Regions from separate parts of the Homo sapiens genome. Here region 2 is linked to region 1. A link is an interaction called in ENCODE POLR2A ChIA-PET data of the cell type or tissue named here. Cell type or tissue: B cell. All regions are shown on one strand. Each heading gives the region's core, and the rest is flanking DNA. Links, peaks and the distances in the headings are about the cores only.

The links. ChIA-PET counts read pairs that join two places held together with the same protein. Peaks named below come from ENCODE experiments on the same cell type or tissue, not always from the same donor. Only the 100,000 strongest peaks of a DNase experiment are listed, where the experiment ranks them.
Region 2: POLR2A ChIA-PET joins it to region 1 with 13 read pairs; 2 of 35 experiments call an interaction of 5 or more read pairs at or near these places.

What each region holds. Positions count from the first base shown.
Region 1 is chr1:9,653,403-9,668,326 of GRCh38, forward strand. The region is part of intron 1 of PIK3CD (phosphatidylinositol-4,5-bisphosphate 3-kinase catalytic subunit delta); the gene reads left to right. PIK3CD-AS1 (PIK3CD antisense RNA 1) reads right to left here and starts at 1,184. Exons shown (of 2, transcript NR_027045.1): 1 at 796-1,184; 2 at 1-641. It also overlaps the pseudogene RPL26P7. RefSeq lists an enhancer at 522-571. In B cell, for the core only: no CTCF peak of the experiment used is centred there; a DNase peak (open chromatin) is centred at 4,989; H3K4me3 peaks cover 172 bases; H3K27ac peaks cover 4,382 bases.
Region 2 is chr1:8,363,524-8,378,447 of GRCh38, forward strand. RERE (arginine-glutamic acid dipeptide repeats) reads right to left here. Exons shown (of 23, transcript NM_001042681.2): 13 at 2,289-2,451; 14 at 1,223-1,315; 15 at 533-732. Among named protein-coding and RNA genes, the nearest start is that of SLC45A1, 53 kb to the left of the region's middle. RefSeq lists enhancers at 1,138-2,108, 3,934-4,434, 6,038-7,026, 10,148-10,840 and silencers at 3,817-3,986, 9,986-10,280. In B cell, for the core only: no CTCF peak of the experiment used is centred there; no DNase peak of the experiment used is centred there; H3K27ac peaks cover 586 bases.

The sequences.
Region 1 (14,924 bases), core at 3,024-8,023:
AACTCACCAACCCACACAGTTTACAAGTAGTTTCTCCAGGATCCCAGCTCTTTCCGACGCCAGCGCGTTTAATCATCTGGGGGTGCCGTTGCTTGCGGGGGAAGGAGAATGTCCTAGTAATTCTCTTGGGGGGGATTTGGAGGGGACGACTGTTCAGAGAGGCACCCTCTAAGATACCCTTGAGACTCCTCTGTAACACCCGCTGCTGCTGTTCACACCCCCTCCCCAATTTGATTGATGTGTTGAGTGGGGCGGAAGGTTCTTTTGGTTGATGAGGCTGCGACCAAACGCAAGGAGATATAAATAGAGCTTTCTCTTTGGCTCTCTCTAGAGCAGAAATGCCAACCCCTTAGCATTTCCATGGCCTGCTGGAGTTTCATTTCTTGATATTAGGATTCCAGCCATCTTGGCTGGTGAGAGGCCTGCTGGCGGCTTCCTGGGCTTGGTCCTCTTTTGGTGCTTTCACAGAATGATGGAAGACACTGGAGTGGGCTGGAGGAGTGCTCTTAAAACCCAGTTGTGGCTGAGAGCGGTAGCTCATACCTGTCATCCCAGTGCTTTGGGAGGCCCAGACGGGAGGATCACTTGAAGCCAGGAGTTCAAGGTTGCAGTAAGCTATTACAGTGCCACTGCGCTCCAGCCTGGGTGACAGAGCAAGAGCCCATCTCTGAGAAACATAATACAACAACCCAGTTGCCTGCTCCAGAGACAACTAAGCTAGCCTCCTTCTGAGCCCCACTTCCCCCGCCCTTCAGCCCCTGTTCAGAAACAGACTACATTGGCCACACTACTCACTTAGATGTTTCTGGAATTAGGGCACGTGCCCCAGAGGTACTCCCGACCACGCAGATGTCCCCTTCTGGCAGGAAAAGCGCGTTTCTGCGTTTCTGCAGCCTCAGTCCACGCCGCCAGGTCTTTGCACTAAGCTGTGGGCTCCGTTTCTCCTCCGATACCATGTTTAGCAAGTGTTTCCTGAGATCACACGGGGTGCCAGGGGCTGTGCTAAGAACAGGGCAGGCAGACTGGGAGGGCATCAGCCCCTGGGGGGCTTACAGGACAGACAGTCCACCAATGGTTGTGCGAAAGCCAGCCCGCTTTCGCACAACTGTCCGATGGAATTCATGGAGGTGGGAGTGGGGATGGTGAGAGTCGGTTCCTGCTTCATCTTGTTTTACTTAAATTGCACAGTGAAAGGGAGAAGTGAATGTGCAACGGATGAAGCAATTCCCCTTTGGCTGGGTTATTTTCAAAACCATTTTTGTGTAGAGAGCAGTTCCCGCCCTCCCTGAGGCCAGCTGCCGGTGTGGGCCTGATGGTGGGGTTTGGGGCCCCAGCAAATGTTTCCTTAACGTGGGACCTTCAGAAGGCTCTTTCAGGCTGGGCGCGGTGGCTCACGCCTGTAATTCCAGCACTTTGGGAGGCCGAGGTGGGCGGATCACTTGAGGTCAGGAGTTCAAGACCATCTTGGCCAACATGGTGAATATCTGTCTCTACGAAAAATGCAAAAAAAAAAAATTAGCTGGGCGTGGTGATGAGCACCTGTAATCCCAGCTACTTGGGAGGTGGAGGCAGGAGAATCGCTTCAATCCGGGAGGTGGAGGTTGCAGTGTGCTGAGATTGTGCCACTGCACTCCAGCCTGGGCAACAGAGTGAGACTACATTTCAAAAAAAAAAAAAAGAAAAAAAAGCTCTTTCAGCCAGGAGGGTGGCTTCAGCTACTCCCCAGGGGACAAGTGTGTTTTTCAGCAAAGCTGTTAGAGAAGATGGTCTAGAAGCAGTACCCCGGGATGGAGGAGACAAGGAAGGGCCCTATCCACTGGAGGATGGCAGAGCCTGGCTTGTTTGAAAGGGAGGAAAATATTGTCATCTTGGTACCGGTGACAGTGTTTCATAAATAGCGAAGGTGGCAAAACGCCACCTCTCTCCCTACAGTTAACGCTAAGACTGAGTTGTCTTTAGTTTGGTTGGTGGAAATCCCCGGCAATCATAGCAGAAATGCTGCCAGTTTCAAGATGGAAAAAATAAAAAACCCAGGAACCCCCCGCCCCCCCCCCTTTTTTATTGCAGCTAAACACTGTGACTTGCTGTGGGTCCTACCAAAATAACGGCCATTCTCCCCTCCCTGAGGGCCAGCACAGTCCCTAGGGCCTGTGAAAGTTCCCCTTCCAGCTGCACTGGCTGGATATGCGTGAAACTCCCCTCCCTCCCCAGAAGTCACAACCTTACCACCTCGGATAAGGGTCAGGGCTCCTGGAAATGGGTCCCTTTTCCTATTACTTTCTTTCTTTTTTCTTCTTTTTTTTTTTTTTTTTTGAGACGGAGTCTCGCTTTGTCGCCCAGGCTGGAGTGCAATGGTGTGATCTCGGCCCACTGCAACCTCTGCCTCCAGGTTCAAGCGATTCTCCCACCTCAGCCTCCTGAGTAGCTGGAATTACAGATGTGCGCCACTATGGCCAGCTATTTTTAGTATTTTTAGCAGTGACGGTGTTTTGCCATGTTGGCCAGGCTGGTCTCGAACTCCTGACCTTAGGTGATCTGCCCACCTTGGCCTCCCAGAGCGCTAGGATTAAAGGCGTGAGCCACCATGCGCGGCCTTCCTATTACATTCTGAGCACAGGGGGAGTGATCAGAGTGAAGGGTGTGGCATTTCCAAAGTGGTATTTCGGTTGGCTTCTGTTTCACTCATATTGGGGGAAATTGCTTCCACTTAGAGAAAATGCCGGAAGAGTGGGCGGTGCCAGGAGTAGGGTGGGGGAGGAGGAGATGCAGAAAGGGATAGACCTATTTGGGATTTTTGGTCCTGGAGGGATGCTGTACGGGTTAAGTATCCCTTATCCAAAATGCTTGGGACCAGAAATGGGGTGGAGTTTGGATTTTGGAATATTTGCATTATATGCTTACCAACTGACCATTCCAAATCCAAATATCTGACATCTGAAATGCTCCAAGGAGCTTTGTATTTGATCATGATGGCACTCAAAAATTTTGGATTTTGGAACGTTGTAGATTTCAGATTTGGGATGCTCAACCAGTGTTAACCTCCTGTGGTTGCTGTAACAAATGACCTCAAACTTTGTGGCTTAAAACAGAAACGTGCATGCTTATAGTTTCAGCTACTTGGGAGGCTGAGGTGGGAGGATCACTTGTGCCCAGGAGTTTGAGGCTGCAGTGAGCCATGATTGAGCCTGTGAGTAGCCATGGCACTACAACTTGGGCAACATTGCGAGATCCTGTCACTAAAAGAAAACAACAGCAATGGGCCGGGTGTGATAGCTCACGCCTGTAATCCCAGCACTTTGGGAGGCTGAGGCGGGTGGATCACCTGAGGTCAGGAGTTCAAGACCAGCCTGGCCAACATGGTGAAGCCCCGTCTCTACTAAAAATTCAAAAATTAGCCAGGCGTGGTGGCACGTGCCTGTAGTCCCAGCTATTCGGGAGGCTGAGACAGGAGAATTACTTGAACCCAGGAGGCAGAGGTTGTAGTGAGCTGAGATTGTGCCACTGCACTCCAGCCTGGGTGACAGAGCGAGACTCCATCTCAAAAAAAAAAAAAAAAAAAAATGTATTCTCTCACAGTTCTGGAGGCCAGAAGTTAAAAATTAAGGCATCAGCAAGGCCTCGCTCCCTCTGGGGGCTGTAGGGGGAGAATCCTGCTTTGCTCTTCCTTCTGGGGGCTCCAGCGTATCTTGGCCTGTGGCTGCATCACTCCAGTCTCTGCCTCCGTCTTCACAAGGGCATCTCCTCCGTGTGTCTGGGTCTCCGTCTGTCTCTTTTAAGGACACTTCTTGTTGGATTTAGGGCTCCCTCAGATAATTCAGATAGAAATCATTTCAAGATCCTTAACTTACTTACATCTGCAAAGACCCATTTTCCACATTATTATTTTTCCAGATAATGTCCAGGTCCTGGGGGTTAAGACCTATCTTTGTGGGGGCCACCAATCAGCCCGCTTACAGATAAACAGGAATGTCTTTCTGTATTTTCTGGGGACGGTGGGAAGTGCGGTTATCTTTGCAGGGAAGCCGCCCTGTTCTGCCACTTTCCCCTGGGTGACTTTAGGCAAAGATGTCAGAGTCCCTGGTGGTCTCTGCTGGACCATTGACCCCAGCCTCCTTCCTGCTTTCCGTTCCCCAACTTTTATGAACTGGCAGTCCCCACCTCACCCCCAACCTCCTGGGGTCCCAGGAGCAGAAAACTTCTGGAGCTCAGGAGGAGAAATGCTTCTCTTACTTTCCCTCCCCAACAAACTCCTCCCTCTTTATCTTCAACAACAGTCCCTGCCCTCCGCAGCCCATTCCCAGCCCAGGGCTACTCTCTCTCTCTCTGAGGTCACACAGCCCCTCACATTTTGAAATTTCATCTGTTGGGCAGAGGTGGGGGGAGGGCTCAGATGGTGACACAGACACTGCTCTGTTCCCACCTCTTACCCCAGGACATGGTATGGGGCTGGTGGCACTGGGAGGGGTTTGGGGAGCCCCATTAATCATTGAAGTTTGTAGGAGGGGTGGATAAGGACATGGGAGAATGATTGGGTGAGGTGCTCCAGGGCTCTCTGGAAGGGCTGGGCCCCCCCCTTGCATCAGCCACAGTGGGGGCATTGCTCTTTTCTATGTTGGTCATGAAATCTGGAAGAAGTGCTTTCTTATCAATAGAGAAGCATAATCAGCCTTGTTTTTGAAACTTTGGAAAACCATTTATGGCTGGGCATGGTGGTTCATGCTTGTATTCCTAATGCTTTGGGAAGCTAAGGAAGGAGGATCACTTGAGCCCAGGAGTTTGAGACCAGCCTGGGCAACATAGTAAGACCCCCATCTCTGCAAAAAATAAAAATAAATTAGCTGGGCCTTGTGATGCACGCCTGTAGCCCCAGCTATGTGGAAGACTGAGGTGGGAGGATTACTTGAGTCCAGGAGTTTAAGGCTGCAGTGAGCTATGGTTGCAACACTGCACTCTAGCCTGCGTGACAGAGCGAGACCCTGTCTCAAAAAAAAAAAAAAAAAAGTCATTTATGTCCAGGTGAGGGTGGGGCTGGGTGAGGTGGTGGTTTTAGGGGGATTGCCACGTGGGAGAAAATGTACTGTCTTTGGAGTCAGCTGAACTGGGTTTTTTCCCAGCCACATTTTTTTTTTTTTTTTTTTTTTTGGTGAGGCAGAGTCTCCCTGTGTCACCCAGGCTGGAGTGCAGTGGTGGGATCTTGGCTCACTGCAACCTCTGCCTCCAAGGTTCAGGAGATTCTCCTGCCTCAGCCTCCCGAGTAGCTGAGATTACAGGCACATGCCACTATACCTGGCTAATTTTTGTATTTTTAGTAGAGACAGGGTTTCGCCATATTGGCCAGGCTGGTCTCAAACTCCTGACCTCAGGTGATCTACCTGCCTCGGCCTCCCAAAGTGCTGGGCCTGGCCACCAAGCCACTTTTTATCTGCTGGGTGACCTTGGGCAAGTCACTTAACCCATCAGAACCTCAGAGTCCAGTTGTAACACTGAGACAGCAATACCTACCTGTTAGTCTTGAGGATTTTGTATATTATCCTGTGTAAAGTGCCAGGCACATAGCAATCCATGCAGTGTCTGCAAAGGAGCTGGTGTGGAGTGGATTAGAAACAGAAGTCATGTATCATCATCCCTCTAGCCCAACACAGCGGTTGCCCATTTGGGTATCCTTTCCATTAACTTCTTTTGGATGTGCATTTTAACTTAGTTGTAATTATGAGAACACATGGACACAGGGAGGGGAACAACACACACTGGGGCTTGTGAGGGTGGGGTAGGGGGTGGGAGAGCATCAGGATAAATAGCTAATGCACGCGGGGCTTAATACCTAGGTGATGGGTTGATAGGTACAGCAAACCACCGTAGCACACGTTTACCTATGCAACAAACCTGCACGTCCTGCACATGTACCCCAGCACTTAAAATAAAAAATAATTTAGTCGTAATTAGTAGGCATATGCTTTTTATCTTAATTTTCATGTTTTAATTGTAAAATATACATAACATAAAATTTACCATCTTAAGCATTTCTAAGAGCGCAGTTCTGTGGGATTTACACTATTGTGCAACCGTCACCACCGCCCACCCTCAGGCATTTTTTTCATGTTGCAAAATTGAAATTCTTTTCCCCTTAAACACTAACTCCCCTCTCCTCCCAGCCCTGGCAGCCATTCTGCTGTCTCTGTGCTTTTGACAACTCTAGGTACTGCACATGAGTGGAATCCTACAGTATTTGTCTTTTTATTACTGGCTTCATTAATTTAGCATGTTTCTTGAAGCTTAATCCGTGTGGGGGTATGTATCAGAATTTCTTTCATTTTTTAAGGCTGGACATTCCACTGTGTGTAGGTACTACATTCTTTTCTTTTTTTGAGACAGTGTCTTGCTCTGTCACCCAGGCTAGAGTGCAGTGGCATGATCTCAGCCTCACTGCAACCTCCACCTCCCTGATTCAAGCAATTCTCCTGTCTCGGCCTCCTGAGTAGCTGGAATTACAGGTACGCACCACCACACCTGGCTAATTTTTGTATTTTTTTGAGACGGATTTTTGCTCTTGTTGCCCAGGCTGGAGTGCAATGGCGCGATCTTGGCTCACCACAACCTCCGCCTCCCAGGTTTAAGTGATTCTCCTGCCTCAGCCTCCCAAGTAGCTGGGATTACAGGCATGTGCCACCACGCCCAGCTAGTTTTGTACTTTCAGCAGACGGGCTTTCACCATGTTGGTCAGGCTGGTCTCAAACTCCTGACCTAAAGCGATCTGCTCGCTCGGCCTCCCAAAGTGCTGGGATTATAGGCGTGAGCCACCGCGCCTGGCCAGGACCATGTTCTTTCGTTCCATTCACCCGATGGACACTTCTGTTGCTCCCACTCTATGGCTTTTGTGAATAATGCTGCGTTGTGAACATGGGTGGACAGAGACCTGTTGAAGTCCCTGCCTTCAGTTCTCTCAGGTATATACCCAAATTGCTGGATCATATGGTAATCCAATTTTTAATTTTTTTGAGCAGCTAGGCATGTGCTTTTGTAGTTTGCTTTTTTTCACTTAACATTGGCTCATTAACAGTTTTCCACATTGCTTCATAACCTACGCATCCTTTTTAGTGGCAGTGTAAGTGCCATTGAGCTGCTATTGGGAAGCAAGAAAAAATTACAGTCATTATACCAGTCTTAGCAAGAATTATAGTCATACCATCGTCCTTCCCACCCTTCTTGCCCAGATCCACCGGGAAAACAGAGGAATAGCACATGGGGATACTCCTTGGTGCCTCCCAGGCTGAGCGTGGGCACACACTCGGGAAGGCAGCTGAGCCACCCCTTCATGCCTTTGTCTCCCCACTTCAGACAGCCAGCCTTTCAGTCGCCAGTTCTACTTTTTTGGGTTTTTTTTTCCACTTTAGCAGTTTTAAGGAACATTTGTATATAAAATGACTTTATTCTTGCATCTTGTTAATTATTTCTTCCTTGTATTTTCCCCTTTCATTTCCTACATGGTGAGATTTGGCTTTCCATTCAAGGATTTGTTCTTGCTTTCTTTTTTCTTTCTTTTTTTTTTTTTTGAGACAGAGTCTTGCTCTGTCGCCCAGGCTGGAGTGCAACGGTGTGATCTCGGCTCACTGCAACCTCCGCCTCCCGGGTTCAAGCGATTCTCCTGCCTCAGCCTCCAGAGTAGCTGGGATTACAGGCATGCGCCACCACGCCCAGATAATTTGTGTATTTTTAGTAGAGATGGGGTTTCATCGTGTTGGACAGGCTGGTCTCGAACTCTTGACCTCAAGTGATCCACCTGCCTCAGTCTCCCAAAGTGCTGGGATTACAGACCTGAGCCACCGTGCCCGGCCACGCCCAGCTAATTTTTGTATTTTTAGTAGAGATGGGGTTTCATCATGTTGGCCAGGCTGGTCTCTAATTACTGACCTCAGGTGATCTACTCGCCTCGGCCTCCCAAAGTGCTGGGATTACAGGCCTGAGCCACTGTACCCAGCCAAGGATTTTTCTTTTCTTTTCTTTTTCCTTATAGGGTCTCATTCTGTTGCCCAGGCTAGAGTGCAGTGGTGCAATCACAGCTCACTGCAGCCTCGACTATATGGGCTCAAGTGATCCTCCTGCCTTAGCCTCTGGAGTAGCCGGGACTGTAGGTGCATGCTACCACCCCTGGCTCATTTAAAACATTTTTTTTAGTAGAGGCCGGGTGTGGTGGCTCACACCTGTAATCCCAGCACTTTTGGAGGCCAAGGCGGGTGGATCACTTAGGATCAGGAGTTTGAGACCAGCATGGCCAACATGGCGAAACCCCGTCTCTACAAAAAAATACAAAAATTGGCCGGGCGCGGTGGCTCACGCCTGTAATCCCAGCACTTTGGGAGGCCGAGGCGGACGGATCACGAGGTTAAGAGATCGAGACCATCCTGGCTAACACGGTGAAACCCTGTCTCTATTAAAAATACAAAAAATTAGCCGAGCTTGGTGGTGGGCACCTGTAGTCCCAGCTACTTGGGAGGCTGAGGCAGGACAATGGTGTGGACCCAGGCGGCGGAGCTTGCAGTGAGCCGAGATTGCACCACTGCACTCCAGCCTGGGTGACAGAGTGAGACTCTGTCTCAAAAAAAAAAAAGTTAGCCGGACATGGTGGTGCATGCCTGTAGTCCTAGTTACTCAGGAGGCTGAGGCAGGAAAATCACTTGAACCCTTAACCAGGGAGGCGGAGGTTGCAGTGAGCCGAGATCATGCCACTGCACTCCAACCTGGGCGACAGAGCGAGACTCGATCTCAAATTTTTTTTTTTTGAGAGACAAGGTCTTGCTATGTTGCCCAGGCTGGTCTCGAACTCCTGAGCTCAAGAGATCCTCTTGTCTTGGCCTTCCAAAGTGCTGGGATTACAGGCGTGAGCTACCACGCCTGGCCCATTCACGGATCTTTTTGTGGTCATTGTCCAGTGTTAGCCTAATGATAACAGCCTGGCTGGGATGAATGCCAGCGTGGACAGTCGTGCCATTAGACTTTTCCCCCTGCACTCGTTCAGTGTAGATGACGTATTTCTTCCTTTAAACCTGGACCCGCTTTGCTGGTTTGCTGGCCTCTGTGGTGTCCTCACACAACCTGAACTTAGGCTTCTGCCTCAGCTCTTTGGAAAGAGGGAAAGACAATCTCTCTTCCTGCGAATATGGGAAGGTGCATAGAAATGCCTTTTGTGGTTCTTGCTGTGGTTCTAAGTCACGAAGGTATTGAACTTCATTTTGGCCACTCCGGCTTCGGTGATGGCCACAAAAGTGAAGAGCGGTTCCATTACTTTTTTCTTTCTTCTTTTTTTTTTGAGACAGCATCTCGCTCTTTTTCCCAGGCTGGAGTGAAGTGGCAAGATCTCGGCTCACTGCCATCTCTACCTCCCGCGTCCTAGCAATTCTCCTGTCTCAGCCATCTAAGCAGCTGGGATTACAGGTGCATGCCACCACGCCTGGCTAATTTTTGTATTTTTAGTAGAGACGGGGTTTCACCATGTTGGCCAGGCTGATCTCGAACTCCTGACCTCAGGTGATCCACCTGCCTTGGCCTCCCGAAGTGCTGGGATGACAGGCGTGAGCCACTGCACCTGGCAGCGGTTCCATTTCTTTATCAAACTATTGCTCTGCGGAGGCTGTCTCTCTGTCCAGCCCATAGCTGGACATTATGGGCTGTACAGCGTGTTCTGTGGTCTGAAGAAATGACAGCCATCCAAACCCACACGGTGTCTTCTGTTCTGGTTTGGCTCTGGCGCTCTGAGCATTTGCACTTTCCACTGGGTAAGCAAAGCCCACTCCAAGTCAGCGTCTATTCAAGACCCAGTCGTAGTCCCCAGGGCTACCAGCCTCAGTTTCACTTGCCAGCCATGTTCAGGGCCTCCCACCAGGGAAGCTACCCCACAGCCCTGTGCAGTGTCTGTCTCTCTCACTGGCACACAGGACAGTTCTTCCTGGCATTATGTGCCCGAGAGGGTGCGGAGGAACATGCTAGATCCAGCCCATCTCTGCACCGCTGTGGGGCCCGTATCCCCTCATTTCACGGACCCAGATGGCCATCTCAAGGGAGCATGTGGGATATCTACCTGTTGATATCTACCTGTTGATTCCTGTCACCTTCCAAACCTAGAAGGCTCTTCTGGTGGGCATTAAGAGGTCTGACTTTATTTACTTTATTTTTTTATTTTTATTTTTTTAATATTTTTTTATTATACTTTAAGTTCTAGGGTACATGTGCACAACGTGCAGGTTTGTTACATATGTATACATGTGCCATGTTGGTGTGCTGCACCCATTAACTCGTTATTTACATTAGGTATATCTCCTAATGGTCTCCCTCCCCCCTCCCCCCATCCCAAAACAGGCCCTGGTGTGTGATGTTCCCCTTCCTGTGTCCAAGTGTTCTCATTGTTCAATTCCCACCTATGAGTGAGAACCTGCAGTGTTTGGTTTTTTGTCCTTGCGATAGTTTGCTGAGAATGATGGTTTCCAGCTTCATCCATGTCCCTACAAAGCACATGAACTCATCCTTTTTTATGGCTGCATAGTATTCCATGGTGTATATGTGCCACATTTTCTTAATCCAGTCTATCATTGATGAAGAGGTCCGACTTCAATGCACCCCTCGTTTTCTTTCTTTCTTTTTCTTTTTCTTTCTTTCTTTTTTTTTTTTTTTTTTGAGACGGAGTCTCACTCTGTCGCCCAGGCTGGAGCGCAGTGGCATATCTCAGCTCACTGCAACCTCCACCTCCCGGGTTCAAGTGATTCTCCTGCCTCAGCCTCCCAAGTAGCTGGGACTACAGGCAGACATCACCATGCTCGGCTAATTTGTGTATTTTTAGTAGAGACAGGGTTTCACCATGTTGCCCAGGCTGGTCTCAAACTCCTGGCCTCAGGTGATCCACCTGCCTTGGCCTCCCAAAGTACTGGGATTACAGGCGTGAACCACTGCACCCAGCCTACCCTCATTTTCTATAGGGCTGTGTCCCAAAGAAATATCCGTTTAATAGGTCAGGTTTGCATTGCCCTCCTGTCTAAATGTATGGCCAGGCTGTTGACCACCACCCACAAGGGGAGGGTGAACTGGCACCCAAAGCCCTGCACAGATACAGGGGGTTTTACCACTGTTCAAGTCTCCCATCACTGCTGGGAAAACAGCATGCAATTCGACCCTTAGAGCTGATTTGTTTTTACCATCTTTGATCAGATTGGCATCTTTGCAAACGAGGCATTGTTCACCTTGGAACTGCTAGCCACCACCCCAGCAGCTCTCGTTTGGTCAGGGAGAGTTGTTTGTTGGGCGCTACAGAATCCAGCTGCTCATCATAGTGCCAGAGTCAGTCCTAGGGGAAAAGAGGATCCCTGCTCATGTGAGTATCTCCTCCTTGCCTTCCCCAGGTAATGCCATCGTGTATAAATGATTTCTGTTTTATTAGGGAACTCTTCTGGGCATTGTCATCCCTGTTAGAGTGTTTCCTTGACATCACCTGAGATGTCCTGGGTATTTCAGTCTTAAGATTATTTTATGTCCTAGCTGGGTGCAGTGGCTCACACCTGTGATCCTAGCACACTGGGAGGCCAAGATGGGAAGATTGCTAGAGCCCAGGAGTTTGAGACCAGCCTAGGCAACGTAAGGGAGACCCTGTCCTACAAAAAATAAAAACAGTTAGCTGGGTGTGGTGGTGTGCACCTGTGATTCCAGCTACTTGGGAGGCTGAGGCAGGAGGATTGCCTGAGCCCTGGAGGTCAAGGCTGCAGTGAGCCGTGATCGCACTAATGCATTTTAGCCTGGGTAACAGAGTGACAGCCTGTCAAAAAAAAAAAAAAAAAAAAAACCTGAAAAAGTAATTTCATGTTCTTCAGTCATATCCATCATAGGGGTAGCTTTGGTGAATGTCCCATGGCAAGGTAGTAAATGCCTCTCAAGAGGAAATGCTCTACTCCAAAGCCCCAGTAGTTACCTCATCTCTGGGAGATTTGGGTGCCAGTTCACCCTCCCCTACTACAGGCGCACGCCGCCATGCCCGGCTAATTTTTTGTATTTTGGTAGAGATGGGGAGCGCTCACAAGCTCTTGCCGTAGCTCTGGTTTACATTCCGCACAGGGCTGTGGAACAGAATTCGCTCATGCCAGTACATGCCGGCACTGCAGCTTCTATTCTACACTGTGTGGGCTTGGTGTGGACATTGACATGTCCAATTAATACTGCTTGAGGAGGGGATTTACACGCTTCCTGGTTTCCAATAGTAGGCAGGGGAAATATTCCGCAGCCAGATATTATATCCATTCTCATAAAATATTTAGGTAAAGGAGACTTCTTTCTGTTTAAACATTTCAGCTTTCGTCATCCTATAAACCCTTTCATTCTTTTTTTTTGTCCCCCAAGACGGAGTCTCACTCTGTCACCCAGGCTGGAGTGCAGTGGTGCGATCTCCACTCACTGCGACCTCCGCCTCCTGGGTTCAAGCTATTCTTCTGCCTCAGCCTCCCAAGTAGCTGGGACTACAGCTGCCCACCACCATGCCCAGCTAATTTTTGTTTTTGTTTTTGTTTTTTGACGCAGAGTTTTGCTCTTTTGCCCAGGCTGGAGTGCAATGGCACAATCTTGGCTCACTGCAACCTCCTTCTCCTGGCTTCAAGCGATTCTCCTGCCTCAGCCTCCAGAGTAGCTGGGATTACAGGCGCCCGCCATCATACCCTGCTAATTTTTTGTATTTTTAGCAGAGATGGGGTTTCACCATGTTGGCCAGGCTGGTCTCGAACTCCTGACCTCAGTTGATCCACCCACCTCAGCCTCCCAAAGTGCTAGGATTACAGGCATGAGCCACCGCGCCCGGTCTTTTTTTTTTTTTTTTTTTTTTTTTTTTTTTGAGGTGGAGTCTCACTCTGTCACCGAGGCTGGAGTACAGTGGTGCAATCTCGGCTCACTGCAACCTCTGCCCCCCCAGGTTCAAGTGATTCTCCTGCCTCAGCCTCTTGAGTGGCAGGGATTACAGGCACCCACCAGGCTAATTTTTGTATTTTTGTAGAGACAGGGTTTTACTATGTTGGCCAGGCTGGTCTTGAACTCCTGAGCTCAAGTGAACCACCTGCCCTGGCCTCCCAAGTGCTGGGATTACAGGTATGAGCCACCATGCCTGGCCGTATTCAAAGATTTTCTGATTGGCAACTCGTTGAAAGAGTTAAGCTTTGTCTTGAAATCAGTAGAAATAAATGCTTGAGGTCAGGTGTAGTGGCTCACACCTGAATTCGAGACCAACCTGGGCAACATAGTGAGACCCTCCCCCATCTCTACAAAATTCTTTTTTAATTTTTATTTACTTATTTATTTTTTGAGGCAGAGTCTCGCTCTGTCGCCCAAGCTGGAGTGCAGTGGTGCGATCTTGGCTTACTGCAACCTCTGCCTCCCGGGTTCAGGCAATTCTGCCTCAGCCTCCCCAGTAGCTGGGATTACAGGCTTGCGCCACCATGCCTGCTATTTTTTTTTTTTTTTCAGAGATGGAGTCTCGCTCTGTTGCCCTGGCTGGAGTGCAGTGGCATGATCTCGGCTCACTGCAACCTCTGCCTCCTGGGTTCTAGTGATTCTCCTGCCTCAGCCTCCTGTAGCTGGGACTACAGGCGTACACCGCCATGCCTGGCTAATTTTTTGTATTTTAGTAGATACGGGGTTTCACCATGTTTTCCAAGCTGGTCTCGAACTCCTGAGCTCAGGTAATCTGCTCGCCTCTGCCTCCCAAAGTGCTAGCATTACAGGCATGAGCCACTGCGCCCAGCCAAAAATTGTTTTTAAAAATTAGCTGGGCACAGTGGCATGCACCTGTAATCCCAGCTACTTGGGAGGCTGAGGCGAGAGGATTGCTTGAGCCCAGGAATTCAAGGTTGCCAAGGGTGATGATCACACCATTGAACTCCAGCCTGGGTGACCAATTTATCCCAGTGACATATAATAGTTTCATAACATCCTTGCCAGCATTGAATAATATTGAAAGAATTTTTTTTTTTTTTTGAGATGGAGGCTCACTCTGTGGTCCAGGCTGGAGTGCAGTGGCGCAATCTCGACTCACTGCAAGCTCCGCCTCCCGGGTTCAAGTGATTCTCCTGCCTCAGCCTCCCAAGTAGCTGGGACCACAGGCTCACGCCACCACGCCCGGCTAATTTTTTGTATTTTTAGTAGAGATTGGGTTTCACCGTGTTAGCCAGGATAGTCTCCATCTCCTGAACTCGTGATCTGCCCGCCTCGGCCTCCGAAAGTGCTAGGATTACAGGCGTGAGCCACCGTGCCCGGCCGAAATAATGTTTTGCTAATAGGCTCAGAGGTAATTATTTAAAACATATCTTTCTTTTCTTTTTCTTTTTTTTTTTTTTTGAGATAGGGTCTCACTCTGTCGCCCACACTGGAGTGCACTGGAGCAATCACAGCTTATTGCAGCCCCGACCTCCTGGGCTCAAGTGATCCTCCCACCTTAGCCTCCCAAGTAGCTGGGACTACAGGTGCTGCCACCATGCCTGGCTAATTTTTGTTTTTTTTTTTTTTTTTTTTTTTTAGTAAAGACAGGGTTTCGCCATGTTGCCCATGATGGTCTGGAACTCCTGGGCTCAAGTGATCTTCCCGCCTTCGCCTCCCAAAGTGCTGGGATTACAGGAGTGAGCCACCACGCCTGGTGTAAAACCTAGTTCTTTTATTGCCAATGAGTTTAAATAGCTTTCTTTCTCTTTACTGGCTGGATGTATAGCATGAGGTCTGCACTTCCTTAGTTGTCCAGTGAACCAACTCCCCGGGAGTTGGATTCATCTTGAAATTCAGTAATGCAGTAGTTAAACCCATGAACTCTAGTGGTGGGCAGATTCAGATTCAAACCGTAGCTCTTCCACTTCCCAGCTGTGTGACTCTGAGGTGCCTACTTAACTTCTCTGATCCTCTATTTCCTTGTCTGTAAA
Region 2 (14,924 bases), core at 5,071-10,070, 1.3 Mb before region 1:
GGAAAGACCCTGTCAGTACCCTCAGCCCCAAACCTGGAAAAAGCCTCTCCCAAAGTCCCTGGCACATTTCCAACCTAGGAAACAAAGTCTCTTTATGGGAGGAGCTATGCAGTGAGCAGAAAAATGTATCGGAAGTTTCCAAAACGGGATCAAACATTTAAAAAAAATCACAAACACACTAACACAAAAGAGCCTGCAAGTTTAAAATAGCAGAGATTTGATACAATGGAAGTGACACCACAAGCAGCAGCCTTGGAGAGCAAGAGGGGCCTTGGAGAGCCTGCACTGAGCCAGAAGCTAAGAGCTTGCTACAAAACCCAGAGCAGGATGCCACCCTGGGGCCCCTCGAAGGAGAGAACAGAGAACTCTTCCCAGCCCACAGGCAAGCTACCGCCTCGGGCAAAGCAGCTCCCCTCCAGGACTTTGTCTGGTAAACAAGACTTTCGCTTCCTCCCCCTGGGAGGCTCAAGCCCCCACACATCCCAGGAAACTGAAGAAGTTGCCAGGAGCCCCATGGCCCCAGGGGACTCACCGAGCCCCGACTCCGCCGTGTCCTCATGCTATGCTTCCCACTGAGCCCATCATCCTCTTCCTTGACGGGTTTGAACATAAACGGTGGCGGGTCCACGGGCTTCTCAATGGGCGGGAGCTCACCGTATTTCTTGAAGTGGATGCGACAGTCGGTGCAAAGCAGGATGTTCTCCCGGCCTCCGTGGTGCCAATCTTTGGAGGCTGTGTGAGGGAAGTGGTGGGGGCCAACCTTGGAAACCATCCCTCTCCCTGGGGATGTCTGGGCAGAGGGGCCCTTCTGTGGGCTCTACCCAAACCTGATGCCACCAGCACCATGCAGCCCTGGGCCCCAACACCCCAGGGCTAGTGCTGCCCTGCTCCCCCAAGGCCAGGAGAGGGTTTCAGGGGCATCTGCTGCCCACTTCAACTTGGGGTGCCCAGGAAAAGCTGGCAGCAAGCTCCTGGGAACTACAGTGTCAACCCCCCAATCCCACTCAATCTGTCCTGCCTACCAGTCAGTATTCCATACCGACTGCCAAGCAGAGGAGTAAAGTAAACTAAACATTTCTAACTTTCTCGAATCCCGAAGCACAATGCAAATGTCAAATCAAGTACTGTCCCTGGCAGGTTTCCAGCTGGATGCATGAAATGTTCAGAACATGGAAGTGCTTGTGCCCCCGCCCCGCCCCAGGAGCGTGACGAGGCCACTTACTGGTGGTGAAGCAGTGGCGGCAGGCGTACCCCTTCAGCTCCTGCTCACTGTCCTCACTGTCGAAGTCATCTTCACTGGCTGAACTTAGGTCCACTGGGCGTGGCAGGCACATAGTGGGGGTGGGGGAGACACCATCATGCTCAGCCAAGGCTGGGCCGGTGGGGTGGGGGGGAGGGGGGAACACCTGTGACCTCTGGCCTACTGCAGGTTCTGGCCACCAGTCAGAGCGGCTGGGTGCACAGGCTGAGGTAGGACAGTGTCTGCAAAGGACCACTTCGAGCTCCTCAGTGTCAGTCACCAGGACAGAGGGCCTGTGTGTGAGGCGCCATACCCAAGGGCCTGCCCTGCCACTGATGCCCGTAACGGGTGAGTCTGAACTGGGACAAGCGCGTCCATGCTGCCTCCCTCCCTAATACGCCCAGGCAATCCTGAGAAATTCCAACTTCACCGAGCGCCCCCAACCCGTCCTGCTAGGTGATTTCTAGTCGCCTGCATGCGCAACACCGGCGCCCCTCAGGTTCAGCGTCCCGGGCCAGGACAGAGCTATAAGGCACTTTTGCTACACCCCAGTTTTTTAGGGGTGAGAAGGTGTGGGCTCCAGCATCATTAGATTGTACATCATACTGGGACCAAAAAGAGGATCTTGGTGAAGCAGGAGGAAAAAGAAGAAAGTGTTAATCTGATCTTCTTACAACCAAAAGTGCAATGAGAATTCAAGCAGGACATCAAGTACATCATCTGTCAAATGGAAAACCTTCCCAGGACAAGGCCAAAAACATCCCAGGCCAAGACGTGTATTTTTTGTAAAAACCTAAGATGATGTTGAGTTTATGAGAAATATTTAAATGTACAAATAATGTTTTAAAGTCTCCCTCCTGAATCCTTGTCCTGCTCCCCGCCCCCACCATCGGTCTATGTTTAGGTCAGGCTTCACACATGCACTGGAGCACGGGTGCACACCCCCTCATGCTTCCCGGAGCCATCAGCTCCTACGGGCCCAGAGTGGGACAGGCTGCCCGTGAACAGTCTCCCCTCCGCCCACTGTGATGCCAAGACCCCTACTCACAGAATTCACTGGACGGGGGTCTGGAGGGTGTGTTGACGGGTGTGGACGCGGTGCGAGTCTTAATCCTCCTGAACACGGCCTGCCTGCGGTGCCTACGATGGGCTCGGGAGCTGGCTGCTTCGGGGGTCTTCTTCCAATAGTAATAGAAGGTGATCAGCTCCCCCTGCAGAAGAGAAGGGCTGACTGTGGGGGAGGGCCTGGGGCTTTTCCGTGCCCCACGCACCCTCTCTGCCACAGTGGAAAGCTGGGTGTTTAACAGCTGTGCCAGAGATGAGAATAAAGACCAGTCGCTCCTGGAGTTGGGAGAGGAACTGGGCTTGCCCAAGAAACAGCCACTGAGCTGCCCGTGGACTGCATGAATGGGGCCCGCCTCCTCAGCCCAGCACAGCTTGACTTCCAGACACCAAGAACAAGTACTTGTTGGGTGTCTGCTATGTCAGACCCCACCGCTGTTGTACACATGGGAGGTACACATCATCCACAATGGACGAAAAGGAGAGAAGATTCCTGCCCACGAGGAGCTTACATTCTAGCTGTGTGTGCACGTGAGTCTGTGCATGTGTGTGAACACAACGATGCTTTCTTTACAGTAATGCCAGTGAAATCACACAGGTGTGAGAAGGAAATGCCCGGCCAGTTAGACTCCCCCAGAAACAACCAACCAACCAAAGCAAACTGCCCAGGTGGTGAGGAACCAGGGCCAAACAGAAGGTGGGGAAGAACAGAGACCGCATGCTCAGGAAACTGCTCCACAGCCTCCACCTGGCTCCATCTGAAGGCCCACATCTGACATGCCGGCACGACGTCCAGAGGCAAGGACTGGGCTTGGCAAAGAAAGACTACAAGAGGACAGACACACAGTGGTGCTGATGCAAAGGTGAAATATCACACACCACAAGGTCAGGCTTCTTTTCATGGCCCAGCAGAAACAAAAGCAAGATACCTTTTTGGAAATATAGCAAATGTAAGCTTTTTAAAGAAAGGGCACTTTGGGCACCCCCAGCCCTCAGGGCGCTGCAGGCTGCCATCTCACCCTACACACAAAAGACGATTTCTTAAACATCCCAAGATAAAGTCTCTTTACCTAGAACTGAAAAAAAAAAACAAAAAAAAAAAACAAAAAAAAAAAACCCAAAAAACAAACACAGCCAAGTGAGAGAGCACAGATCACTTGGTTTCCCTCTAATTAAATCAACACTGTAGAAAGTCTATTAGCTTGGCGACTAGATGCTGGGAGTTGTCTTGGAGGTACCTGCACCCTCACTTTGTCTCATCAAACACTGTCTTGTGAATGGAGGAGGCAAAAAGAGAGAGGGGAAAGTGAGAGAGGGGGATGGAAAGACTAGTGTTGGAAGGACTAAAATAGACAAACCAAACAAAGACATGTAGCTGCCACATGACAAACTCACCCATCAGACCAGATTTCATCCAAAACACCCCCAGAGGAAATGGCCTCAGAACACAGTGACAAGAGAGGTGGGCAGATTTTAGGTGGTGGGGTGGCTTCCGCAAGGCAGGGGATGCCGTGCCTTGAGTACTTGACTGCCCACAGCTGCATCTTATGCCTGGGCATTTTTGTAAGAAGTGGGACCACGGCTGCGGTCCCTAAAGGAGGGCTGGAATGCCTTGAAGGAGGGCTGACTGGCCTATAAAGCCCATCACATGTATCTCCTGGAGCACTGGACGTGTCTCAACCTCCCCAAGCACTTAACACTTAACAAATTACTCCTGATCACCAATACCTAGCAGATGAAGCATAACCCCAGGCCAGCAGGGCCAGGGAGCCATCTCGGGACAAGCACACTCATGTCCCTACACGTATGTGCATGTGCCCACCCCTCGGTTCCATGAGATGGTAACTGAATGATAAGGAGAAATGCAGATACTGCCATTGGAATTTCTGACTGGCTCCTCTCCCCCATGCTAGTCTAGGAATGCGAGCTACAACTGTCCCAGCGGGCATGAGCATCCTGGCCCCTAAGGTCATGATCTGTGAACCTCCTAGCTCTTTTCACTTCCTGCTTTCCAGACTTGGAAATGCATTTATCTATACTGATCCTTGGGTGTTGGCTAGACGGAAAAGATTCGTAAATCCCACTAGGGGGTTACAAGATCACTGCTGACATAAACGCTGACTTGTGTCTGGTTTTCCTCTGAGAAAATATGGAAGAGAAATCAAGGCAGGGAGCAGTCACACTCCAAATGCTCTGTCCAAGGTCATGCTTCATGAGCTCAAAAGGGCAACTGGTGCTGTGATAAGTCACAGCTCAAATTCCAGAGCTTGAAAGAAGAATGAGAAAAAACTCACAGTGGTTCCTTCTACTTCCTCAGTCCAAGTCATTTTAGGGGCTACTGAATGATAAAAGCTTGGGATGTGGCCAGGTGCGGTGGCTCACGCCTGTAATCCTAGCACTTTGGGAGGCTGAGGCAGGCGGATCACCTGAGGTCAGGAGATTGAGACCATCCTGGCTAACATGGTGAAACCCTGTCTCTACTAAAAAAAATACAAAAAATTAGCTGGGCCTGGTGGCAGATGCCTGTATTTCCAGCTACTCGGGAGTCTGAGACAGGAGAATGGCGTGAACCCGGGAAGCGGAGCTTGCAGTGAGCCGAGATCGTGCCACTGCACTCCAGCCTGGGCGACAGAGTGAGACTCTGTCTCAAAGAAAAAGAAAAAAAAAAAAAAAAGCTTGGGATGTAAGAAGAAATGCAAAGCTATACGAGACAAAAGGGACCAAAAACGGGAGAGAAAAATCGAGTGAGAAGGTGGTACCTGAGCCTCTGCCATGCCTTCAAGTCTTACCTGAAGGCTGTTAAAAAGCAGCAACCTGACTTTTCTAAATAGCATTTGTCTATAATGCAATATTGCTACACACAGTTATAATCAATTATTTCTATTTATCAAATATATATGTTTTGAAATGGCTTTAAAAGATAGTAACCTGCAGATCCCAGGTTAAGGGAAGAAGCCAGGCGCAGCAGTTTACGCCTGTAATACCAGTACTTTGGGAGGCTGAGGCAGGAGGATCACTTGAGGCCAGGAGTTCAAGACCAGCCTGGGCAACATAGTGAGATTTAGTCCCCCACCTCAAAAAAAAAAAAAATTATCTGGGCATGGTGGTGTGCACCGGCAGTCCCAGCTACTTGGGAGATCAAGGCAGGAGGATTGCTTGAGGCCAGGAGCTTAAGACAAGCCTGGGCCCTACAGGCCCAATCTCTACAAAAAAGTTTAAAAAATTAGCCCAGTGTGCTGGTGTGTGCCTGTAATAATACCAGCTATTCAGGAAGCTGAGACAAGAGGATCACTTGAGCCCAGGAGGCTGAGGCTGCAGTGAGCTACAAATGTGCCACCGCACTCCAGCCTGGGGGACAGGGCGAGAGGCCATCTCTTTAAAAAAAATAAAAGAACACTTAAAAACAAGAAGCCAGAGTTCAGTGAGGTAAGAAACTGCCCCATGCCAGACAGAAAAAAGGCTTAACTTTCAAACCTTTGCTCCTGGCTTCACTGATCTCTGCCAACAAGTGAAAAAAATCAAGACCCAAAAGAAAGAAATCTAACATTGAAATCAACATCAACTTTTTGTTGACACTTAAAGAAGAAGTAGTCCAGAACAGATTTCACCATCTGAGTGCCAAGGATGAAAATGACCAGGCAACTGGTTTCTCTTCAAATCGAATAAATCTTTCGCCTTTTACTAAAAAAAAAAAAAAAAAAAAAAAAAAAAAGAAGAAAAGAAAATGACCAGGCAGGAAGGACTGTCCTCCACAGCAGTGAAGTCACAGGTGGTAAGAACGGTAAACTTACAATTCAGGAAGGTGACAGGGTGACCAGAACTGTCATCCACTGCTGGTGGAAATACAGAATGCTCAAACCACGATATCTACCAAACAACCCAGCAATTCTTCTCTTATTTACCCAAAAGAAAAAAAAAATTCTCACACACAGACTTTCACGGATACATTCATAGAAACTATTCTATATATATATATTTTTTTGAGACGGAGTCTTGCTCTGTCTCCCAGGCTGGAGTGCAGTGGCACGATCTCGGCTCACTGCAAGCTCCGCCTCCCGGGTTCACGCCATTCTCCTGCCTCGGCCTCCCGAGTAGCTGGGACTACAGGAGCCCGCCACCAGCCCGGCTAATTTTTTTTGTATTTTTAGTAGAGACGGGGTTTCACTGTGTTTGCCAGGATGGTCTCGATCTCCTGACCTCGTTATTTGCCTGCCTCGGCCTCCCAAAGTGCTGGGATTACAGGTGTGAGCCACCGTGCCCAGCCAGAAACTATTCTTAACAGTCCAAACTGGAAACAACCTAAATGCCCACAAGCAGGAGAATGGATAAACAAATAATGGTATCCCCACATTCACTGGACTACAACTTGGCAATTAAAAGGCACAGACCACCGACACATGCAGCAACACCATGCTGCATGAAAGCAGGCAGACAGGGACGGTGGGTGCTGCGTGAGTCCTTCCCAGAGATCACAAAAACCAAACTAGCGGTTGCCGAGAGCCTGGAGGGTGGGGGACAAGAAACTAAAAGAACTCAGGTAAGCACTCCAGGGTGATGAAAATGCTCTGTAAGTTGAATGTGGTGTCACTGACACAAATGTATACAGTGGTCAAAACTCATGAAACTGTGTACTTAAAGTGGGTGCATTTTTACGGTATTCATACCATATATGGCAGGTTACGTCAATAAAGCTGAAGAAAAACAACAACAAATCCAGGCCGGGTTTTATTAGCTGCCTCTCAACCACTGTTATGCCTATCAAGGGATTCAACACTGGAATGAAGCGAGTCTAGGATCGGAAATGGCATATTGGTGACTGCATGGGTGGCAAGGTCTTGAGCACAAACAAAAGAACATGTCGGGGAAAGCTCTGGTTCTACAAATAGGGAGTGAAGCAGCTAGAGGCCTCGCCAGGAATGAAGTCAATTGAACTTTAATCAAACATGCATAGTGTGTGCTGCAGAGACCCGCTGCACATAAATTCAGGGAACAAAAGCTGTTGCAGAAATCAATAGCTTACTGAAACATTAACACAGGCAATCATTAATCAAAAGGCAGCTCCACAAAGGCAGCCTTGCAAATTAGCTCCTGATTTTGCCTGCAAGCAAACACAGAGGTATAAAATGTTGTCGACATGAATGGCCTATAATGATCATTTTGCTCCTGATGCTCTCACCTCATCTCACAACAAGGTCTCACAGTCAACATATCTTATGTCTCGGTGCTATAATTGCACACAGCATGAGGAACTCAACTGGTTTAGTGCCTGGGCAGAAATGGGAAAGGAAGAGGGCGAAGTCATCTCCAACTGACAGTGTTCCCGGCTGCAGCTCTTGCCAAGAGAAGTGCTCAAATCCATTGGGCTATATTTAGCAGATTCTCTCTCCTTTCCTTTTTCTTTTGGCGGTGGGGGGGCTAAATTTTTCCCACAGGTCATATGCAAAAAGCCTTTGGCAATGACAGGAGCTTGGCTCCTGGACTTAGGAGTCTCTTCCCAGCAGAGGTGTCTTTCCAGGCTATACACTAAGATGGAGTTAGGAAAATAAGCACCATTAGGTTCCTTTAATTTCCCACAAAAAGAAAAACAAGGGGAAGGGAGTGCCACACATGGAAGAGAGAGGGAAGAAGTAGTAAGCTGCTTGGCACCAGGCAATCTGGGTGAAGGGCCTTAGGAGAGAAGGAAAAAGCTAAGGATGCAGAGTCAGCTGACTCTGGGCCTAGCGGAGGGACAGCTCAGCGGCAGCCGCTCCTGCCATCCAGGGGCCTGCTGGGCTCAGGCCACTTTCTCCTCCTCAGCCACCACTTTATTTCTGCCCCCTCCAGGGTTAGGCTGCAAGTCTATCAAGTTCACACAGACACAACGTAAGACATCAGCACAGGTCTTTAAGAGCTCCCTCCGCCGCCTGGGCAATCTGGGCTGGAGCAACAGGGGCCGGGGCTGCCTACCTCCTAGAGGCTGCCTGTACCCATTTCAGGTATTAATACTGGTTCTGCTGTTCTGGCCAGGCCCAGTTCTGCTTTATCTTGGGTAAGTGATAGGCAACCCGACCCAGGGGCCAAGTGGGTGCCCCTGTGTATGTGCATGTGTGCACAGATGTGAGCAGGGTCTCCTCCCAGGCTTTCCAACAGGCCAACTTACCTGTGCGCATTTGGTAAACTAAACACTATCCACCAACACAACTGCTATTTAATTTCCCACAGGCAGTGGAATGCTACGGGAAGAGAACCTGTAACCTGTCCTGTGATAAGCCACATGTCTTCTCTCTCTTTAGGGGCATGGGGGAGTGAAAGAGTAGAAGAGATTGTTGAAGAAGAAGGCACTGGAAGCATTTTGACTATAAAAGGCTCACTCGTAGCAAGCATGCCTGTTTCAAACAGTATGGGGCCCAGCTTCTCTTCTGCCCGAGCCCAGCATGAACTGCTCAGACAGGATCCTCTGAGAAGCTGACATGGAGGCAGGAGAAGGTTAAATCAATGGTTTCTGCTGTCCCATATTAGAAGCATAAGGGTACACCCAAGATTGAGTCCCACTTTTTTTGGTAATTATATCATTATTACCACATCACCCAAGAAGTCTGGACACTCCCCTGAGGAAGGGGAGGGAGTGCAATAGAAGATGAGGTCTGGAGACTCCCACACACGGTATCCAGGGTGTCTGCAGCCTGCCACCTACCATCAGGTCGTGTGTGTGTGTGTGTGTGTGTGTGTGTGTGTGTGTTTTAAATTAAGCCAAAGAAGGACTCAGTCCTTTGTAAATAACCGTATGCGCACCCCCTTTCGATTCAGTTCACAGAGAACAGTGAGAATCTTCCACTGTCACAACACAGTTTTACGACCAACAGCAAAGAATGATGAGGACTGCTGGCCTTACGGCTATGTTAAGGAAGGCCCTGGAACACCAGTTTCCTGCCTCCTTGCCCATGCAGACAGAGGGGAGATACAGGCAGGCAGGCATCTAAACCAGATCCCTGCAACGTCACATATGCCCAGGCTCTGGCCTTGTGCCACTAGTGAGGGTCAGCTGCAGCTCCTTTCTTTTTCACAAACGAAGTTTCCAATGGGCACCCTTTCTGGGCCATGCATCGCCCACTAAAAAGGAGGGGGCAGTCGGAGAGAAGGGGGATGAGGAGGCAGGCCTGGAAGCTTCTCATGGATAACAGGATTATAAACACAATTTCTTTCCGAAGCTATTTCACAGGTCTTCGAAGCCCACCTACCACTGTCAGCTGAGCAGACTGTAGTTACGTGATGGGACAGGAGCCAACAGGGGCAGGGCTGCTGAGTGCACATCCTTGTACGCACCTGACCCCATCGCAGAGTCTTAGAAGTAAGCATTTAGAAGAAATCATTTTAATTCTTTAAGACACAAGATTATCTGTTCCTATGGCTAAACAAATATTTTAACATGAATACAGAAGGAGCAGCTAAATAATCTCTACACAATGCCTTAACTCTCGGTGCTAATGTGCAATTAGAGTCAGAATGTTGTTCCCCTGCTTAAACTTTTGTTTGAAAAAATGCCCCACAGTGAGCATCTGGCTCCTTCTTTGGTGGTCCACGTAAAGGGGATGAAGAAATCCACCCCTTCCTTACTGAAGTGGAGAGATCTAAAACTTTTTTTTAAGGTATGTTTTTTCAGGGAGAAATCCCAGCAAGCAACAAATAATAAAAAACAAGGCCTCAAATTATGTAGGGCAGAGAGGGAGAAAGAAGCATGGTGTAGAGCTGCTTCCTAAACCCGGGCCCAGAGAGTGACCCAGGCCATGAGGAAAGAGCTGTGGCCCTGAGAGCCGGTCCCAGGAAGTCTGCATGCGACGCTGTCCCCTGAAGAGCTGCCCTAACTGGAGTGCTCCAACGCTGCTGCCGAGTGCAGTCAGGAACATTTCCTGGCATGGAATCCTATGCGAGTCATTCTTTCCTTTCCCTCCCCAACGATTCAAGGGCTGGATCTGACAACTGTTCAGAACATCTGAGGTGAGAAGCCGGGCACTGGGCAGAACCAGCAGCGATATTCAGGAGCAGCCACCTTCTACAGATCTTTTTCCAGGAGGCAACCGGTTGTCTTCCAGTAACAACTCTGGTAATTAAAGCACTGTTCTCCTGGGCTCCTTCTTTTGTTAACCAACCGAATCCTCTAATCCCTAAAGGAGCCTGGCACTGTCAGCGGGCTCTGCTGCTAATCGTTAAATATCACCTCTGTGGTCTCTGAGTGCAGCAGGGAGAATGATGATCTGCTTGAAGGCACACGCAGAGAAGTGGAATTCTGAAATCTCAGCCTCCTACGTTCAAGAGGCCGAAGGGCTCTGATCTAAACCGCCACCCACGAGGAAGCCCACAGTGAGGAGGCAGCTGCCTCCAGGCAAGGCAGTCCCTCGGTGCCACCTCCAGATCCTCTTCTGGGGAAAGGCAAAGGGAAAGGAGGGAAGTACGTGAAGGTCTTGTGGCTTTAACTTGTAAATAGGTGGGGCCAGTCTAAGACACTCATGAAGATGTTCCTTACCCAGGCACCTTTTTATAACATTTTAAAAAATCAGTTAAAAAAAATTTTTTTTTTACCACTACATTTACCACTCCATTTGTACAGTGCAAAGGAACTGCAATAGCTCAAGATTTCTGCCAACACTGAACACTGTAATGAGATTTCCTAAGCTCTGTGTTGTTCTGGTGGATGAACTCAGCCATTTGCTAATCCCACCCTGGCCCCACACCTCCACTCAGACGTCTGGACCTGAGGTCCTGCCACAGCTCTTCCCTGGGCCGGCCCTCCCATGCTGCACACAGACCAGGTGAGTCTTCCCAAAGCCCCGCTAGTACCTTGCCACTTCTTCTCCAAACGGTCAAAGGTTCCTCAGGGCCTAAGGAACAAAGGCCCAGCTGCTTGACTACTTCTTCTGAGACTTTCTCTGTGTTACCGGAAGACTTTTCTACCATATTCCTTTCTACCATATTCCCCCGCCTCACGGCCTTTGGCTTATGTCAAACACAATGGCCAGTTTTCTGTTCCTCAGCACTCTCCTGCCTGCTGGGTGAGCCCCTGAGCCCCATACCACCCCCACCTCCTCCTCTGTCCAGGCCCTGTAGTCCTCCTCATCACTCAGGACTCAATTCATCACATTTGCTGCCTTCTTCTCCATGAAGCCTTCCCTTCACTTCACTCCCCCACCACTGGATGGCATCATACAGGTTTCACTCCTACATCTTTTCATTCCCGCCTCTGTGCTGGCACAGACAGGCTTCCCTGTGCTGTAACCATACATGGGCCCACCCAACTTGCCAAAGTACGTGCTATCTCATCTGTGAGTACCCCACAGGTCTAAGACAACATCTTGAATAAGTATTCAGTAAACATCTGATGAAATGATTATTTCTGGAGAATTAAAATTCACCTGAAATTAAAAGGATAAAACTTTTGAGAAATGGATACCGAATTGCCACTTTCTTATTTTGCCATGTAAGGTCATTAGAAGTAACTGCCTCCTGATCTCATCATTATTTTGTAAAAGAAATGACATTTTATCTCCAAAAAAGTAAACAGAAAAAGTTCTTTGATTACATTTACTGTTAGGAAAAATGGCTACATTTATTTCTTATGGGCCAGTGAAAACGCAATCCACATGCCGATGTTTGGAAGTGGCTGCTCTGAAGGTGAGTATCATGGAATGGTGGCTTAGGAAGCCACTGAAAATGCTTCCTCACTCAGCAGCCACTGAAAATGCTTCCTCGCTCAGCAGCCACTGAAAATGCTTCCTCGCTCAGCAGCCACTGAAAATGCTTCCTCGCTCAGCAGCCACTGAAAATGCTTCCTCACTCAGCAGCCACTGAAAATGCTTCCTCACTCAGCAGCCACTGAAAATGTTTCCTCACTCAGCAGCCACTGAAAATGCTTCCTCACTCAGCAGCCACTGAAAATGCTTCCTCACTCAGCAGCCACTGAAAATGTTTCCTCACTCAGCAGCCACTGAAAATGCTTCCTCACTCAGCAGCCACTGAAAATGCATCCTCACTCAGCAGCTTTATTTACAAACAAGCAAACAACATTTTACTATGAAATCTACAATAACTAAGCTAAGCCATATCTTTTTATATCTTAATATATATTTATCTTTTACATATACTTTATCTTCATCTTTATTTATATTTTATCTTCACAGACTCCCAAATAGATAAACCTTCATTTTCCCTGCTTTACAAATGAGGCAACTGAAGCACAGTGAGATGAAGCCATGTGGCCAAGCTCAGTTTCAATGAAGTCTAACGCCCTTAACCTTAGACTCTGCTGTGCTGCTGCTCTAAAACGTTTGACCATCATGGTTTAAAGCACTAAGAGGAAATAGCCATCTAGATTTTTTTAAGTGAGGGGGGCAAATTTGGGCTATCTTTGATCTCTGGAATCTCTGGAGTTCAACGCAATAGCATCTTAATCTTCATACCTGGACCTTCGCAGTTATGGCTGAGGAGCACAAAATATCCCTGTGCCTCCTGGTAATAACAGGATGCCAGCCTTCCCAGCTCAGGGTAGAGCCCCCATCCCAGCACCCATGGACTACAGAACTGCACCTGCTTGAAGCAACTTCAGGGGCACACAAATCAGAAGCACATTTGGTAGCCATGAGTGAAGATTTAGAATTATGCACATGTCTATAGAAACGCTTTCTGCTTCCTATACCAAGAACAACCTCTATGACGACATGAGACAGACGCTGGGAGCCTACAACCATGAACCCTCCCCACCTCACTACCTACTTACCATACCTCACACCACCCACCAGCTTCTGATACAGGAGAAGCCCTCTGGCCTACTTTTGGCTCTAGGCAACATATGTCCCAGAAATGTGCCAATAAGTGGCCTTCACCTGCCTCTTGATCCAAAAGCAGTGATGCCTGAGTCTAGATAAGGTAGAGTCCCTAAAGAGATACGGGCTCTGCCCAAAAAAAGATGTTTGCATACACCTACTATACAAAGCATCTTTCCAAACTGCTTCCAGCTAGAAGTATCTATTTAAATCAGTGGTTCTGAACTGCGGCTCAAAACCGTACAGGTGTTGGAGGGATCCCAGGGTGGGTCTGCTGAACCTCTATGACCTTGTTGCTACCCACTGCAAGCAGATCTATTAAAAAAAATTATATTCATTGATCAAGCAATAGATAACTATTGGTTTCCTTGTTTGTTTGTAAATAAAGCTGCTGAGTGAGGAAGCACTGACAGTGGCCTAACTTCAACTTAATTAAAAAATAATAGTAATTAAAATAATTTAAAAATAAATAAATAACAGATTTGGAAACCACTCATTTGAAGGCAAAGATTGAGGCCACTGCAAAACAGTCTAAAGCTCAGGCTGAACTGAAAGACTCCCACGACATGAGGGGAATCACCCCGGCCTCTGGCCTGGAAGCCCTGGGCAGTTCCAACACAATTTCACTTACATGGAACCCACACACACAAGGGCCCCCTTGGAGGCTTGTATTTCTAAACCTCTTGGAGGTTTATTTCTTGTTTTACTGAACTGTTTGTTTAAATATAGGATGTAAATATTTTAAGTGTAATAATGCTAATACCAGAAAAATCTTGTTTTCTCGGTAGAGCCTCCCAAACCCTAAGAATTCATTTGTTGACATCACTTTTCTTTCCCACAAGCTGAACACTTCATTATTTCCTGAATTCATTTTATTAGAGTTCAGAAACAGGGCAAGTGGGATTTCACTGCCGTTGGTTCTATCGCCACCTCACCTTTCTTGATGTTTTCTACCAGCAAAGGGGGAGGAGACGAAAGAAAAAACGAAAGCCATAAAACTGTTAAAACTACCATTCTCTATCTCGTAAACATTTTTCTATTTATTGGCCTTTCATTATATGTGCAATCTTATTATCCCTGCACAGCATCAAAGTGACATCCGTCAGGGTCACCTTATAAAATATACATCGGCAATGTAACGTTTAATGACGGGAGCGGGACGAACGATGAAGGATGAGAGAGCGAGGCCTGCCGCAGGACGTTTGAAAGGGATCATCAGTTATATCTGTGCATTTCCCGAGGTGATAATTGAATGACAGGGGCTGGAGGGAAATCCATTTTTGAGCTCAGAAAAGATAGTTAGGAGAAAAATGTTTTTGTATTGGAAGCATGTAATGACTGCCAGGAAATGGGAACAGCTACTCTAACAACACTTCTCTTATATTTTATGGTTTTTATGGATGCACAGCAAATTATCATGTATAATCCATTTCTGCAAGTTGAATTTTAAAATTGCTCAATACAAAGAAAGGAAAAGAAAGGGTACTTAATTTTCTCACTGCATTACCTTTAATAAAAGGAGCGGAAACAAAAATTACACTTCAAAGCACAAAAACACAAGTACAGTACCGTACCCTCTTCAAGATGTGAAATGTCTCATCTCTTTCACCTGAATTTTGGACTTCACCTAAGGCAAACATCTTAGAAAAATTCAGGCAAGCCTGCAAACCAGGCCCTGGCTTCTCTGTGCTCTTGTGTAAACGTGCAACCAGAGCCCTCTAGCAAAGAAGCTCCAGGAAGGAAGGGGAGAGACTGCAGCTGTCTTTATGCAACTGTATTGGCTGAACTGTGTCCTCCCTCAAATTCCTACGTTGAAGCTCTAACCCCCA